5 separate regions of the Homo sapiens genome follow, and regions 1, 2, 3 and 4 are each linked to region 5. Evidence: chromatin contacts called from ENCODE Hi-C or POLR2A ChIA-PET data. All regions are on one chromosome and are shown on one strand. The core of a region is the stretch at or near the end of the contact, and the rest is flanking DNA. Distances in the headings are between cores, read along the strand shown.

The links. A loop is a pair of places that touch in the nucleus more often than their neighbours do. ChIA-PET counts read pairs that join two places held with the same protein, here RNA polymerase II (POLR2A). Pooled maps may share reads with other maps.
Region 1: a loop to region 5 is called in a map of naive thymus-derived CD4-positive, alpha-beta T cell, with 17 times the contacts of the local background. The contact joins the promoter of CYB5B here to the promoter of TANGO6 in region 5. A Hi-C loop is called at or near these places in 1 of 168 maps with a recorded cell type or tissue (naive thymus-derived CD4-positive, alpha-beta T cell) and 6 of 50 pooled maps. POLR2A ChIA-PET finds 5 or more read pairs at or near these places in 2 of 52 experiments (HepG2 and activated CD4-positive, alpha-beta T cell).
Region 2: a loop to region 5 is called in a pooled map, with 12 times the contacts of the local background. The contact joins the promoter of SLC7A6OS here to the promoter of TANGO6 in region 5. A Hi-C loop is called at or near these places in 6 of 50 pooled maps. POLR2A ChIA-PET finds 5 or more read pairs at or near these places in 2 of 52 experiments (K562 and activated CD4-positive, alpha-beta T cell).
Region 3: a loop to region 5 is called in a map of CD4-positive, alpha-beta T cell, with 9 times the contacts of the local background. The contact joins the promoter of TERF2 here to the promoter of TANGO6 in region 5. A Hi-C loop is called at or near these places in 1 of 168 maps with a recorded cell type or tissue (CD4-positive, alpha-beta T cell) and 8 of 50 pooled maps. POLR2A ChIA-PET finds 5 or more read pairs at or near these places in 1 of 52 experiments (activated CD4-positive, alpha-beta T cell).
Region 4: a loop to region 5 is called in a pooled map, with 4 times the contacts of the local background. The contact joins the promoter of ESRP2 here to the promoter of TANGO6 in region 5. A Hi-C loop is called at or near these places in 2 of 168 maps with a recorded cell type or tissue (CD4-positive, alpha-beta T cell and GM12878) and 7 of 50 pooled maps. POLR2A ChIA-PET finds 5 or more read pairs at or near these places in 3 of 52 experiments (CD4-positive, alpha-beta T cell, IMR-90 and activated CD4-positive, alpha-beta memory T cell).

The regions. Positions count from the first base shown.
Region 1 is chr16:69,423,223-69,425,922 of GRCh38, forward strand. CYB5B (cytochrome b5 type B) reads left to right here and starts at 1,397. Exons shown (of 5, transcript NM_030579.3): 1 at 1,397-1,635. The coding sequence starts at 1,462. RefSeq lists enhancers at 680-1,227, 1,228-1,775.
Region 2 is chr16:68,309,513-68,312,214 of GRCh38, forward strand. SLC7A6OS (solute carrier family 7 member 6 opposite strand) reads right to left here and starts at 1,434. Exons shown (of 5, transcript NM_032178.3): 1 at 1,223-1,434; 2 at 823-1,101. The coding sequence starts at 1,414. It overlaps PRMT7 (protein arginine methyltransferase 7), which reads left to right and starts at 1,507. Exons shown (of 19, transcript NM_019023.5): 1 at 1,507-1,587; 2 at 2,530-2,664. RefSeq lists an enhancer at 439-1,403.
Region 3 is chr16:69,384,563-69,387,262 of GRCh38, forward strand. It overlaps TERF2 (telomeric repeat binding factor 2), which reads right to left and starts at 1,445. Exons shown (of 10, transcript NM_005652.5): 1 at 1,031-1,445; 2 at 829-924; 3 at 18-148. The coding sequence starts at 1,409. RefSeq lists a silencer at 1,061-1,440.
Region 4 is chr16:68,234,690-68,237,389 of GRCh38, forward strand. ESRP2 (epithelial splicing regulatory protein 2) reads right to left here and starts at 1,438. Exons shown (of 15, transcript NM_024939.3): 1 at 1,159-1,438; 2 at 945-1,073. The coding sequence starts at 1,356. RefSeq lists a silencer at 1,386-1,615 and enhancers at 1,637-2,225, 2,226-2,700.
Region 5 is chr16:68,842,095-68,844,794 of GRCh38, forward strand. It overlaps TANGO6 (transport and golgi organization 6 homolog), which reads left to right and starts at 1,437. Exons shown (of 18, transcript NM_024562.2): 1 at 1,437-1,617. The coding sequence starts at 1,524. RefSeq lists an enhancer at 1,408-1,677.

The DNA.
Region 1 (2,700 bases), core at 147-2,646, 580 kb after region 5:
ACTATTTTAGTCTCTAAGTGATCTAAAATTAACTTGGTGGACCTGGGATGACCACGGATGTGGTTTTAAACCAGCAGGTTTCAGAGTCGGGGCGGGTGCAACAGGCTTATAAAGGGAATGGTGGAAAATATTATACGTTAGTGAAAGAGGTTGCGAATGGATTGTGGAGAGCCCTGAATGGTAGACTGCGAGAGTGACAGGATGAAAACGACGACATCATAGGAAGAGCAATCTGTCAGTTGTAATGGCAGTTAAAAAGTGGCGCACAACACTGTACCTTAACCAAACTTGGAATTCCAAAGTGCTGGGACCTCTAGCGGAGAGCAGTTGAGTTCAATTCTATTTTAGATCACGTAGAGACTAAAATAGTGCCGATTGATCCTGATCATCACAGAATTCGTTTGAAAATCGGATTCTGAATGATGGTAGAAACATAGGATACTCCACATTCTACCCCCAATTGCTGTCCGGGACAGCAATTGCCTTTCTAATCGACTGCCATGTTTAGCGATTACTATGCGCCAAGCGCTTTACAGGCACTCTCATTAAAATAGGCAAACCGGGCCAGGCGCGGTGGCTCACGCCTGTAATCCCAGCACTTTGGGAGGCCTACGCAGGCGGATCACCTGAGGTCAGGAGTTCGAGACCAGCCTGGCCAACATGGTGAAACCTACTCTCTACTAAAAATACAAAAATTAGCCGGGCGTGGTGGCGCATGCCTGTAGTTCCAGCTAGTCGAGAGGCTGAGGTAGGAGAATCGCTTGAACCTGGGAGGCGGAGTTTGCAGTAAGCCGAGATCGTGCCACTGCACTCTGGCCTAGGAGACAGAGCGAGAACTTGTCTCAAAAAAAAAAAAAAAAAAAAAAAAGGCAAACCCCTCTGTAAGAGAGTGCTTTATCAAGCCCATTTTACTGATGGGGAAATTGAGGAGAGACGGGATTGGCCAGATCACGACCTGGAGGCAGCAAAGATGTAAAATCAGGGTTGGGATACAGGCTGCGCCGGTAGTGTAGGGGATAGGAACTTTCTGAGACTCAGGAGAAAGCCACAGCGATGGGAAGGGAAGCAGAACACTGGAGACCCTAAAGGCCCACAGGCTGAGAGAAGTGGTACCTCTCCTGAAGTGACACCTGTCAGCACGCCTCTTTTGGGCGCCAGTCCAAAAATCGCGGTATCTGATTGGCGAGGTTGGAGGGGGCTGAACGACCCTAATTGGTTAGTTGGACCTCGAACCAGACTTTCATCTGGAGGATCGGGCGAGGAGTGGGCGGGATTTCGAACTGAGCCACTCCCTTCATTGGTGAAAAGAAAACGAACCAGGAACTATTCGGAAGTGTGATTGGCTGTTGCTAGGAACCGTCTCAAGGCCTTATGGGCCCTGGTTACGGAAGCCGAGGAAGGCTGAGCGCGGGCTCTCAAGGAAAGTAGTCGCGGAATCTCAGTTAGCGGTGGAGAGGCAGTATGTCCGGTTCAATGGCGACTGCGGAAGCTAGCGGCAGCGATGGGAAAGGGCAGGAAGTCGAGACCTCAGTCACCTATTACCGGTTGGAGGAGGTGGCAAAGCGCAACTCCTTGAAGGAACTGTGGCTTGTGATCCATGGGCGAGTCTACGATGTCACCCGCTTCCTCAACGAGGTGGGGCCTGGGAGGTGGGAGGCCTCTGAAGCTGCTGGGGCGAGGGGTGAAAAGGCTGTGTGGAGTGTATGTGGGAAGGAAGGGAGGCTTGGCTGGGGGCGATAAGGCGTAAGAAAGGGATCACGACCCTCAGAGGGAAACTGGGGTGGGATTGGGGGAGGGCTTTAGTTTGCATGCATTTCCAGTCAGCTCCGAGTTCTGGTGCCTTATGTAATATCATGTATTACTTATGTGTCGAGCATTTGCTGTGTGCTCAGCTAAACTCTAAGCCATCATTATCTTTATTTTACAGAAAGGGAAACTGAGGCTCACAGGTTGAGGACTCTCAGGGCCATAGAGTTAGCAGCTTAGATCCGTTGAACCTAGGTCTGAAGTGCACCCACATCTGTGCTTTTCCAGTGTGCCTTCTGAAGTAATACCGGTTTTGGTTTTCGTCTTCTAGAGTAGAAGCTGAGATTTCTCTCCACACGCTTCCCCATCTTGATTATGCCTCCACTGTTTTTTTTTCCCCCTAATCTGAGTTGACCTTGAGGCCAGAAACTCATAAATCAACCCTTTTTTTTTGTTTTTGACTCATGTTTTGTCATTTTTCTTAAATATTCAAGACTGTTTTATTTAATCTTCAAGTCTGTTGCATTACATCTCATTTTAAAAATTATTTTTGAGACCATGGTGCAACTAATTTTTTTTTTAAGGAAACAGGATAGACTTCTAAATATTTAAAACTTTATTGAGGTGTAATGTACATACGTAAATTGTGCCTATCTAAAATGTACATTTTGATGAGTTTTGAAAAATGTATTCATCCATGTTAAGACATAAACCATTTCCATCATTCTAAAAAGCTTCCTTTCCCTTTGCAGTCATTCTCTCCCAACCCCAGGCAACTAGTGATATGCAGCCGCTAAAGATTGGTTTGAAGCTTTGATTTTCGGTGTGTGTATGTTTGAAGCTTTGATTTTCGGTTTGTGTGTGATCATTTTATTTTGAGCAATAGATTAATGACTTGTGAAAGTTCACTTCTATTTCTCTGAAGCAAATATACTAGTGAAATATTTTTTCGAT
Region 2 (2,702 bases), core at 184-2,683, 530 kb before region 5:
AGCTACTGTGCCCAGCCTCAAGGAGAATTTTCCATTTCTGTAGTTTTGCTGCATGTAGTAGACTTTTTTTGGAAGTGATTGCAAATGAAGTTAGCAAATGTAATATAAAGAAAAGCACTGGATTAAATGTGAGAAAACTTGCATTCTAGACCTAAATCTACCTCAAACTTGATATGCTATCCAGGACTATTCCTTTAACCTCTCTTTGATCAATTTTCCTACCTGCTCTATCTCTATTTTGCTCCAGTGATCCCCATCTCAGTCAGGGTGAAAGGCAATGTCCTTGCAAGTACCTAGCAGGCATCCTCCCCTCAAATTCCTTACTGCTCTCCTCTAGCTCACCGGGCTCCAGGCACCTTGCAAGGAGCAAAGAAACGGCTTAAGGGCCTCTTTACTTTCAGGTTCTCTGCCTAGAAGTCCTCTCGATATGTGGAATACCCTGCCATTCACCTTCTGCAAGTCTTCACTCAAATGTCATTTCCTCAGTGACACTCTCACTGAAGTGGCACCACTCTTCCTGCTTTGTCTCCCCGCCTCCTTACATCCCTTATCATCATCTGACACTGAATAGACTTGTTTACTGTTTCTGTCTACCTGCATGTTAGGTCCTCACTGCTGTATCCACAGAATCTAAAAAAATACCTGGCATATCGTAGGCACGTAGTAAACACATGTTGGATGAACAACCAAATCTGTAAAATGAGGCCGTCACGCCGGATGGATCATCCATCCCCTTAAGATGAAACTGTGCTGCGACTGGGCCCAGTCTTCTTGCATTACCATCCTGAGAAGCCCAGCGACCACCTTCAGGGGCATACTCACTTTGCAGGAGCCTGCAGAGGCGGCTTCAGGTTCTCCCTCCTCGTGGACAAGGTCTAACAACTGAAAGCCCGAGTTCCCGGCGGCTTCTGGGTTCCCCGGCGTGTACTCGGACTCCTGGCCGCTCGAGGTGGTCCCCAAGGATCGGCGGCTGGAAAGCACCCGGTAGCGGCCCTCCTGCCGGACCTCCCGAGCCGAGGCGCGGAGATTACGGCGGACACGCTGCTGGCTGTCCCGTGACGGGCGCAGAACTTCCCGCAGGAGAGGCTGGACTGGTTCCTCCTAGGGGGCAACAGGGGACGGAGGCCAGCGTAAGCAGGAGTTCGCGAGCGGGTCAGGGATCGGGTTTCGTACCGGCTGCACCCGAAGATGCCCTCCACACCAGCTGCACCACGCCCAATACCTGGGAGCACACAGTGGCCACCAAGTGGAAGACATTATTCTCCGCCGCTCTCTCCAAACCCTCCGACGTCTTCTGTGCCGCTGACTCGACCGCGTCGCTCCGGAGGCGTTTACAAGCGAGCACAAGAGCCTCCGCCGGCTCCGCACTGCGCTTCCGCTTCACCCGGAGTACAGCGGTCCTGGCGGCCTCCATAGTGGCTGCCGCTGAGCACTGTGGGAGCTCGCGGGGTGTGATGGGATAGCTTTCCAGTTCTGCTTTAGGACCCGCCCCCCAGCACGCTCCTCGACGCTGCGAGGTCCCGCCCCGCGTGCTGGCCGCGGTAAAAGTGGTAGCAGCGGAGGCGAGCGGAGGGTTTCCCGCGGCGGGTGAGGCGCTGGGTATGCTGGGAAGGTGGGGTCGCTTTGGGGTTCTGTGTGCAGCGAGCATGGTGTCCTTGGCACCAGGGTTTCGGCAGAGGAGCCTAGCGTGGGCCTACTTGGACTCCTCCGCGTGGGGCAGCTCGGGACACCCGGGCCTGCAGGAGAGCGGGGTTCTAGGCTGGCCCCGGCTCTGCAGTGCAGCCGGGTGCCTGCCACTCGCGGGGCTCTGTCGCAGTACTCGTGCCTGGCGCCTCCCCTCAGCCACAGAGACCGCAGTAGCTCCAACCATCGCACCCCTAACTGGGCCACGAGTTCTCTGATTGCCAGACCTGTTGTCTTTGCCACTCACTGTTCTGAGTAATTGGAGAGTCGTGTATTCACTACACGCCAACCAGAGTGGTCCTGTAAAAGCGTAAGCCTAGTGTAGATACGCTTCTGCTTAAAACTCTTGAGTGGCTCCCAGTGCTTTTAGAACAAAATCCAAACGCCTTTCCGAAGTCGACAAGGCCCAGCTTGATTGAGCAGAAGATGTGATAGGAGATGAGGAGCGGGGGGCTTCTGCAAAAGTGCTTCGGTCGCTCAGGCTTTTGGCACATTTTGCTTATGCAACCTAGTTCTTTCTACCTTAGGGCCTTTTCTTGGGAAAGTTGGGGTAAGGATTCCTGACCTGTAAAAACTCTTCCCCAACTTTTATCCCGGTCTGTCTTGTAGATCTCAAATGCTAGTTTCCTCAGAGTCCTTCTGTAACCTTGGTTTTCTCTTTCTACAACGCTCTGTGTATTTCTTGCATTCATGTAGTCTGTAATTTGTATTACTCTCTCATTAGAGTCTAAGCTCTTGGAGGGCAAGGGTCTTCTCTAGCTTGTGGTGGTGGCTCCAGTCCCTAATATAGTGCCTGGCACATAGAAGGTATTTAATAAATTTTGTTATTTTATTTTTTCGAGACAGAGTCTCACTCTGCTGCCTAGGCTGAGTGCAGTGGTGTGATCGAGGCGCACTGCAGCCTTGACCTCCTGGGCTCAAGCGATCCTCACCTCGGCCTACCGAGTAGCTGGGACTACAGGCACGCGCCACTACACTCGGGTAATTTTTAATTTTAATATATGTATATTTATATATAT
Region 3 (2,700 bases), core at 195-2,694, 540 kb after region 5:
TAAAAATAGAGCCTTACAGCTTCCTTGACCAGTTTTCTACTGGATTCGACCACTGCTTCTGTCAGTGTAAATTCCGTTTTAATCATCTCCAGCACATTGATAGCTGATTCCAGTGGTGTGAGCTCAGCCTCCATATCAAAGGAACAGTCTAGGACAAAGCACAGTTTTCATTTTTAAGCTCTTTTCTAAGGGTAAAAAAGTTATGTCCAAAAATTATATATATATATTTATGGAAATGGAGCATGCAAATATGGTAAGATTTGCATTTAATTTTTTGACATATTTGCTACAGGTTGACATACACGATAAGGGTCCAAATTCAAATCAATGAATTTAACGTGACCATTTTTTAACACCTGTCAAGACAGGCAAAAAAATTATTTTTAAATACCTGCATTTGCCTCTCAAATTCAGAATATACCCATCCTCCTCAGATACGAGTGGCAAGAAACTGACAACAGCTAAATAGCTTTCAAGTTAAATTCAGAGGGGAAAAATGTCAGAGTACTTCCACTCTGAAAAACTCTCTACCATGGGGGAAAAAAGATGTCCATATGAACATAACTCACTTTAGACAGGAGCAAAGTTGGGGTGAGCAATTAACAGGTGGGAGAAGATTTAAAAAAAACACAGAAAAGCAGCCAAGACAACCTTAACCGGAGAAAACTAGAGCCAGTCGAGCCAGAAAACAGACCCATCGTAGAATGAAAAAGACCACTCTGATGGAAACTATCGCACTTTAACCTGGAATCCTTCAGTTCTAGATATAAGTTTTAAAACAAAACCCTACGCAAGTAAGCCCAGAGAAGAACACAAAAATAGCCATACCTAAATTTTCCCCTTCTTCAATCCGCGACAGACACTGCATAACCCGCAGCAATCGGGACACGGTGTGCTCCTTCCCCAAGGGCCTGACAAGCAAAGCTGGGAGAGAAGACATCGTTGGCTGGGCGACCCCCAGTCCCGACTCCCGGTCCCCCGGACCCCCTTCCCCGGCGCTCCAACCCCCCTCCCCCGGCCCGGCCCTCACCCTGCATGATGTCCCGGATCTGTCTGAAGTCCCCGTACCGGCTACCCCGAAAGGCCCGCAGCGCCTCGTGGAAGTAGAACTTGAGCACCCAGCGATTGACTGCCTCTTCCAGCCGTGCCTCCCCCGCGCCGCGCTCCGCCGGGCCCCCCAGCCCCGGCTCGTGGCGCCCCCGCCGGGCCCGCCCGCTACTGCGGGACGCCCGCCTGCCAGCTGCCCGCCCGCTGCCGTCGCTACTCCCGCCTCCTCCCGCCATCGTGTCCGATCGCCGCGCGCCCTCCCCGCCCTCCCGGCCGGGCCGCTTCCTCGGCTGTGACGCCGCTGGGTCACGCACGACGCCCGGGCCGGAAGCGGGGCCCGCCGTCCCGGCTCCCGCGGCCATGATAGAAACAGCGTTCCGAGCCGCCCGCGGGCTTCTGGGAGGGAAAGGACCGGAGGGCCCGGCCCCCTTCTCAGACGCCGTAGTTCCCGATGTGCCGGCCGCAATGCCTCCTGGGGCTTGAAGTCCACACCGCCCAGGCCGGTGAACCCGGCGGGTTTTGCAGTCAACTTCGCTCCGAATTTACAGAAAACAGCTACTATGCTAGGGACGCGGAACAGTGTATTAGAGACTGAAAAACAGGCCGGGATCGGTGGCTCTACGCCTGTAATCCCAGCACTTTGGGAGGCTGAGGCGGGTGGATCACCTGAGGTCGGGAGTTCGAGACCAGCCTGACCAACATGGAGAAACCCCATCTCTACTAAAAATACAAAATTAGCCAGACGTGGTGGCGCATGCCTGTAATCCTAGCTACTCAGGAGGCTGAGGCAGGAGACTCGCTTGAACCCGCGAGGCGGAGGTTGCGGTGAGCCGAGATCGCGCCATTGCACTCCAGTCTGGGCAACAAGAGCGAAACTCCGTCTCAAAAAAAAGAAAAGAAAAAAAAGAAAACCAAATATGTGCACCTTATTAAACACTTTGAAAATTGTGGAAGAGAGCATACACAGAGGAAAGTCTTTAAACAAATTTGTATTTTAACAAATACTGTAATTATAAAGCAAAGACCAGTGTGATACCAATAAATAGAATGCACCTGGCAACCCAGCCGCTAGACATATACTCTTTGTAATCACAAAAATAACACATTTTGTTGTAGAACAATTAGAAAAATAAGCAAAAGGACCACCCATAGTCCCATAGAGGGTCTGAGTCACTTTCAGATATCTCTGATACTCTTGGAATTCACCAACTGGCACTTGACCAAATGGAGAACCTCCAGCTCAGACCTTAGTTCAGGATGGTGGTTGTGGGTGCCTCTTCCTGAGAGGCCCAGTAACTGGTCTAGCTTCAAAGATTGTCCTACCAGCCCCACTAGTCTGGAACCTGCAAAGATCCAGTTTGGGGCCACTCAAAGACAACTCAGAAGTGCAGGTGGCCATGTCCTTGAGGATGTGAATCCCATGCTGGACCTGTGAATTAATATCAGGACCTTAATATGTATAGTATCCTGGAAAGCCAAAAGTTCTATGAGGTACACGTTCCGGGATGAGAGAAGAGGCCTCTAGGTCTGACTGATCTTTGGTGATCATAGCTGCTTTTCTTTTTTTTCTTTGTTTTTCTTGAGATGGAATCTCGTTCTGTCGCCCAAGCTGGAGTGCAGTGGCACGATCTCGGCTCACTGCAAGCTCCGCCT
Region 4 (2,700 bases), core at 188-2,687, 610 kb before region 5:
TGCCCAGCCCTCCCCCAGCCTCCATCCTTGCTGGAGAAGTATAAACACTAATCAGTGACCCACGAACCCTCCCTGCCAATTCTGTGACACTTTACAACTTGGGGCTGACAGAGCAAGGCAACCCAGCTCTCCTCCAGCAAACTCCCCAAGTGAAGGGCCGGGAGCCCTTCTGGAACAGACAAGGAATCATCATCGTGGTGCCTCCTCATCAGGAACCACAAGAGTTGTTGGAAGATGAAAGAACGTGAGTGTATAAAAAGGACTTACACTAATTACACTCAAGAGTCAGACATAGAATGAGCGCCGTAGTGAAGATAAGGAAAAGAAAACAGCAATGGAAACCACCTCCCACTTCAGCTAGGGCAGGAGGCACCCCAGGCCTTTGCACTCAGCAGGCAGATAGTCCCCCAGGCCAGGCCGGGACAGCGCCCACGCCTGGCCAGCCGGCCGGGACAGGCCTAGACGAGCAGTTTACACCTGGCGGCGTCTACCTCTAGGGCCGACACCGCCCTACGCCTCCGCTCCAGCAGCTCCCAAGCAGGCCGAAGACGCGGGCCGCAAGGACAGGTGACCTATATGGGCCCCTCGACCCCTTTCGCTTCCGGCTGCGGCTCAGGGAGACCTGACCCAGCAGGTCTCCCAAAGGCGTCTCGGCCTCGCTCCCCGGGCGGGAACTGGGGATGGATCCCAAAGCCTGCGTCCCGATCCCTTCGGTAGGAGTAGGTTCCTGCAATGGTTGAAAAGTAAGGAGCCCAGGGGAATGGCTGGCACGCGCGGATGAAAGGGGCACGCACACGCGAGAGTCGCTCAAAGTTTCAAACAAGAGCCCAGTCCTGCCGCCTGGACCGGTTGGTTGCGGCACGCCAGGCCTAGCCTCCGGCCGCCAATCCCGCCCAGAAATGTCCTCACGTCCAGGCCATGCCGCCACCCACCCCGGCGCTCACCTGCTGCAGCACCTTGTCCAGCGGCTCTGCCCGCGCCAGGCTGTCGGCGCTCAGGCCGCTCGCCTCGCGGCACTGCGTACTCAGTGCGGCCGCCTCGGCACGAACCAGCGATTTGTGCAGCGTCCCCACCTGTGAGCGGCGGGGGAAACCGATCAGCCGCGCCCCTCGACCCCGGAAGCTCCCTGGGGACCTCACCGCCTCTTTTCCACCCTACCTGGCGGCTCCGCGGCTCAACCACTTGCCAAACTAGGAGGATTAAGTCGGTCTCGTCCGAGCCCAGGTCCCGTCCCAGCGCACCCGCCGTAGCCCCGAAGAGGACGACCAGTGATCCGGGCCAGGGGCAGGGGTCCGCGGCGGGGTCGGCCGCGGGGTCAGGGCCCGGGGGAGGGGGCGGCGGCGGCGGCGGAGTCATGGCCGCAGAGGAAGGGGGCTCTCGGCCAGACACGCGGACCGACGAGGCGCACGCACGCACCGACCGACCGCAGACGCGGATCAGCTTGGGCGGGACACCGTGTATCGGGGGCGGCACCTGCGGCCCGGCTGGCTCAGTGGGCGCTGCCAAGACCCGCCCGTGGCGCCCCGCGGGGCGGGGCGGCTACCGGCCCACGCCCTCTCCAGGCGAGTTACCTGCCGGCCCCGCCGGCCACGTGACCGGGGCGGCTCCGGGAACCTTGGGGGAGGGCCGCCAGAACTCAACCCAGGACGCAAGAGCTCACGCTCCCGGCCTGGGCGCACGCTTAGGATCCGGATTCCTACTTCCAGGGCTGGTCCTGCCTGATTTTGGGGGCTAACCCATTCTTCCGCTCTCCCCCCACTCTTCCCCAGGGGTCGTCAGGCCTCTGCAAAGGAGCGTGCAAGACAGAGGCCTTCTCCAGTATGGAAGTCACCAGGAGGCAGTCTAGGGGCTGTGGGGGTCAACACGGCAGGTCTGGGGTTGATGGAAGTCAAAGGGTCAAGGGGGCGGTGAGAGTTGCCGGGTATCACCCTGTAGGGGGATCACCAGAAGTCACCTGGGAAAGGGGAGGGCGGCGGGAACATCAGCGTTGTTAGAGCTGTGGGGTGGTCACCAGGGATCACAGGGAAGGGCTTGTCCACGCAGATGCTAGGGCCGAGCGCTAGCCTGGCACTGAGAAGTGCCAGAGCGCGGTCGTTGTGGGTTGGGAGTGGGCAGGCCTCAATGCTGGGGAAAGGAACCCCCCAAATCGCAGAGAGCTGCACCCTAGACGAGGCTGAGAGGGGTAGAACGGGCCTGGAGCCTCACTCCTACCCCACGTGTGGGGGCCTGCCTGCTTTCGTCCCTTTCTGGACGGTGGAGAAGCTGCCTGGAGATTGCGAGCGCTCTGGCCGATGGGGGGCTAGCGTTGAGCGTGTGTGCGCGCATGCGGGCTGCAGATCCTCCCTTTTCCATCCCGCACCTACAACCCAATTGACAGCCCCGCATTTGGGGCTCCCATTCCTCCCTTTGCCCAGTGGAGCTTGGTGAGGCTCCTTTATGGCGCGTTTCCCGGCCGTTCCTTACTTTCCCAAACTCTCCCAGGGAGGTGACTGAGAAACTGAATAAGTGACTGAGAAACTGAATAATCCAGCAGGAAGGAGGGGGCTCCAGCGTGGCGGGAACTGAGTCACGCGGTTGCCTAGCCCGACTCGAGACTGAGACGGGAGCCGCACCACGCGCTTTCGGACAAGGAGGGTGCTGCGGCCCGGCCCCTGGACAATGGAGAGAGCGGGGCACCCGGGCGCATCACCAGAGCTCATG
Region 5 (2,700 bases), core at 187-2,686:
CAGGAGTTTGAGACAAGTCTGGGCAACATAGAGACTCCATCTCTAAAAAAAAATTTTTAGCGTTTTTCCCTCTCAGGCCCTGCATTCCAAAATGACAAAGAAAAGAAGAAACAAGAGTCATGCCAAAAAGGGTAATAGCTATGCGCAGCTTATTCTCGCCCAAGGACCGGACCATTAAGAAGTTTGTCCTTTGGGCCGGGCGCAGTGGCTCACGCCTGTAATCCCAGCACTTTGGGAGGCCCAGGTGGGCAGGTCACTTGAGGTGAGGAGCTCAAGACCAGCCTAGCCAAGAGGGCGAAACCTTGTCTCCACAAAAAATACAAAAATTAGCCGGGCATGCTGGGGCACTCCAGTAATCCCAGCTACTCGGGGGGCTGAGGCCAGATAATTGTTTCAGCCTGGGAGGCAGAGGTTGCAGTGAGCCGAGATCACGCCACTGAACTCCAGCCTAGGCGACAGAGCGAGACCCCATCTCAAAAAATAAAATAAAAATAAAGGTCCTGCCCTCAAAAACATTGTCCTGTGTCTGCGGCATGACTTTCAGACAACATGGTTTTTCAACGTCCCACCAGGATTTATGTAGGTGAAAACCTGTTTCCGATAATCTGAATCTCAAATCCATTCTGTTTTACATATAAAAACAGTTTGGCGGAGGGCATGGTTTTGATAGACCCTGAATTTTCGAGGAATGCATCAACCATGAAAACAGAACACAGATCGAACTTTTACTGGGAACTTTACTAAGTTCACTGAAAAAAAAAATCATATTACCCATAACAACATTTGTAGCTTTACATTCACGATGGATATATATGCGTGTGTACGTCTGTACTTAGGTTTTGTTTGTTTGTTTGTTTTGAGATGGAGTCTCGCTCTGTCGCCCAGGCTGGAGTGCAGTGGTGTGATCTCGGCTCACTGCAACCTCGACCTCCCAGCTTCGAGCGATTCTCCTGCCTCAGCCTCCCGGGTAGCTGGGACTACAGGCGCCCGCCACCACGCCTGGCTAATTTTTGTATGTTTAGTAGAGACGGGGTTTCACCATATCGGACAGGTTGGTCTCAAACTCCTGACCTTGTGATCTGCCCGCCTCGGCCTCCCAGAGTGCTGCGATTACAGGTGTGAGCCACCGCGCCCAGCCTGAATATTGTTTTTCTTATCCATACTTCACTGTAAGCAGATGGAAGCATCTGTCTGCTTCATTATGTCTGCCAGTGTTGAGTACCTGAGTATTTTCATATTGAAATATAGCTTTAATGATACATTACTTCTCTCTTCCTTCTTTACATAGCGGTTAATCATATTGAGCTTCTGAAATTGTGCGCGTGGGCAGATTAGCCATTTTTGGGTTCCCTCTTACCCCCCGGACTAAGCCGGGACGGAAAAAAAATGTGAAGGGGGCGTTCCCGATCGATTTGGCCCCGCCCCATAGTGTGCCCAGAGCCTTCTGCCACACTTAACATGGCGGCGGCGGCGCCCTGCCGAGGCGCCTGAGCGGGTCGCGAGCGTGGTGTTACACTCCAGTCATGGCGGCCCGACAGGCCGTGGGCAGCGGGGCTCAGGAGACATGCGGTCTGGATCGGATTTTGGAGGCATTGAAGCTGCTGCTGAGCCCGGGAGGTGAGAGGACGCATCTCCGCGCCGGGCTGGACCCGGGACTCTCAGGGCCGCCCGGCTTCCGGGGCTGCCCTGCCTTCCGCAGCGTGCGCCCCTTAGGCCCGCCTCGGGACCCTCCGCCCGCTGCTGGGGGCTTTGAGCATTGTCTATGCCCGTCCTCATTACGTTCTTGAGGAAACTGAGGCTCAAGGAGGGCGCGGGATCCGTTGACTGCTGATATTAGCCAACATCTCTTGAGCATTTGCCTTGTGCTGGGCTCTGTCAGGCGGGGCCGTTATTTCATTCAGTGCTTACTGCAGCGCTCTTGGGAGGGGGATATGGACCCAGCTCCAGAGAGGGTAGGGCGCCCGCGACGTAGAAATGTGAGGTCCTAGCCGCGTGAGGGCGCAGGGGCCAGCATGGACCCTTGAGATTTGTACGAAATGCCAAGAAGTCCAGACATCGGAAGCAGTGACGTTTGAAATGGGTTTGGGGAGAGTATTTAGGGGTTACCAGGCGCTTTTAATCTTTGTGGTGCGTGGACAGTTTCTTCCCAGTCTAAAATCTGAAGGGATATTGGGAGTGGTTGAAGCTGCTACTCCTTTTGCGACTGAGGACACCCAAGGCTCACTGAAGAAATTAAGTAACCTGTCCAAGATCACGTGGTCAAATTAGGGGCAGAACACGGACCTAGGCCCGAGATCTACTGAACCCCCTTCTCAGAATCAGACAAATTGTTCAGTATAGGGGCTCTGATGTTATCTGGAGCTTTTGGAAAGGACGTGGAAGATAGAGCTCTGCTTATCACTGGGGTGTATATTTGGGGGAAGGGATGGGAAGGGATCTGTAGAATTAGCAAGGGCACATGAAAGGCCAAAGGGGATCACCTCCCAGTCTCAGATTTTATACTTAAAACTGCAAAAACTTCTGCAAACATTACACCACACCAGCGGGAAGTGAACACAAGTTACTAATATTAGTAAATGAGTGCCTACTAAGTATCAGTCCCCATAGTAGGCTGTTGACATACACATCATTTAATCCTCATTACGATCCCCTGGGATCGGTACTACTTGTATTCAATTTTTACGGATGAAGGACCAAGGT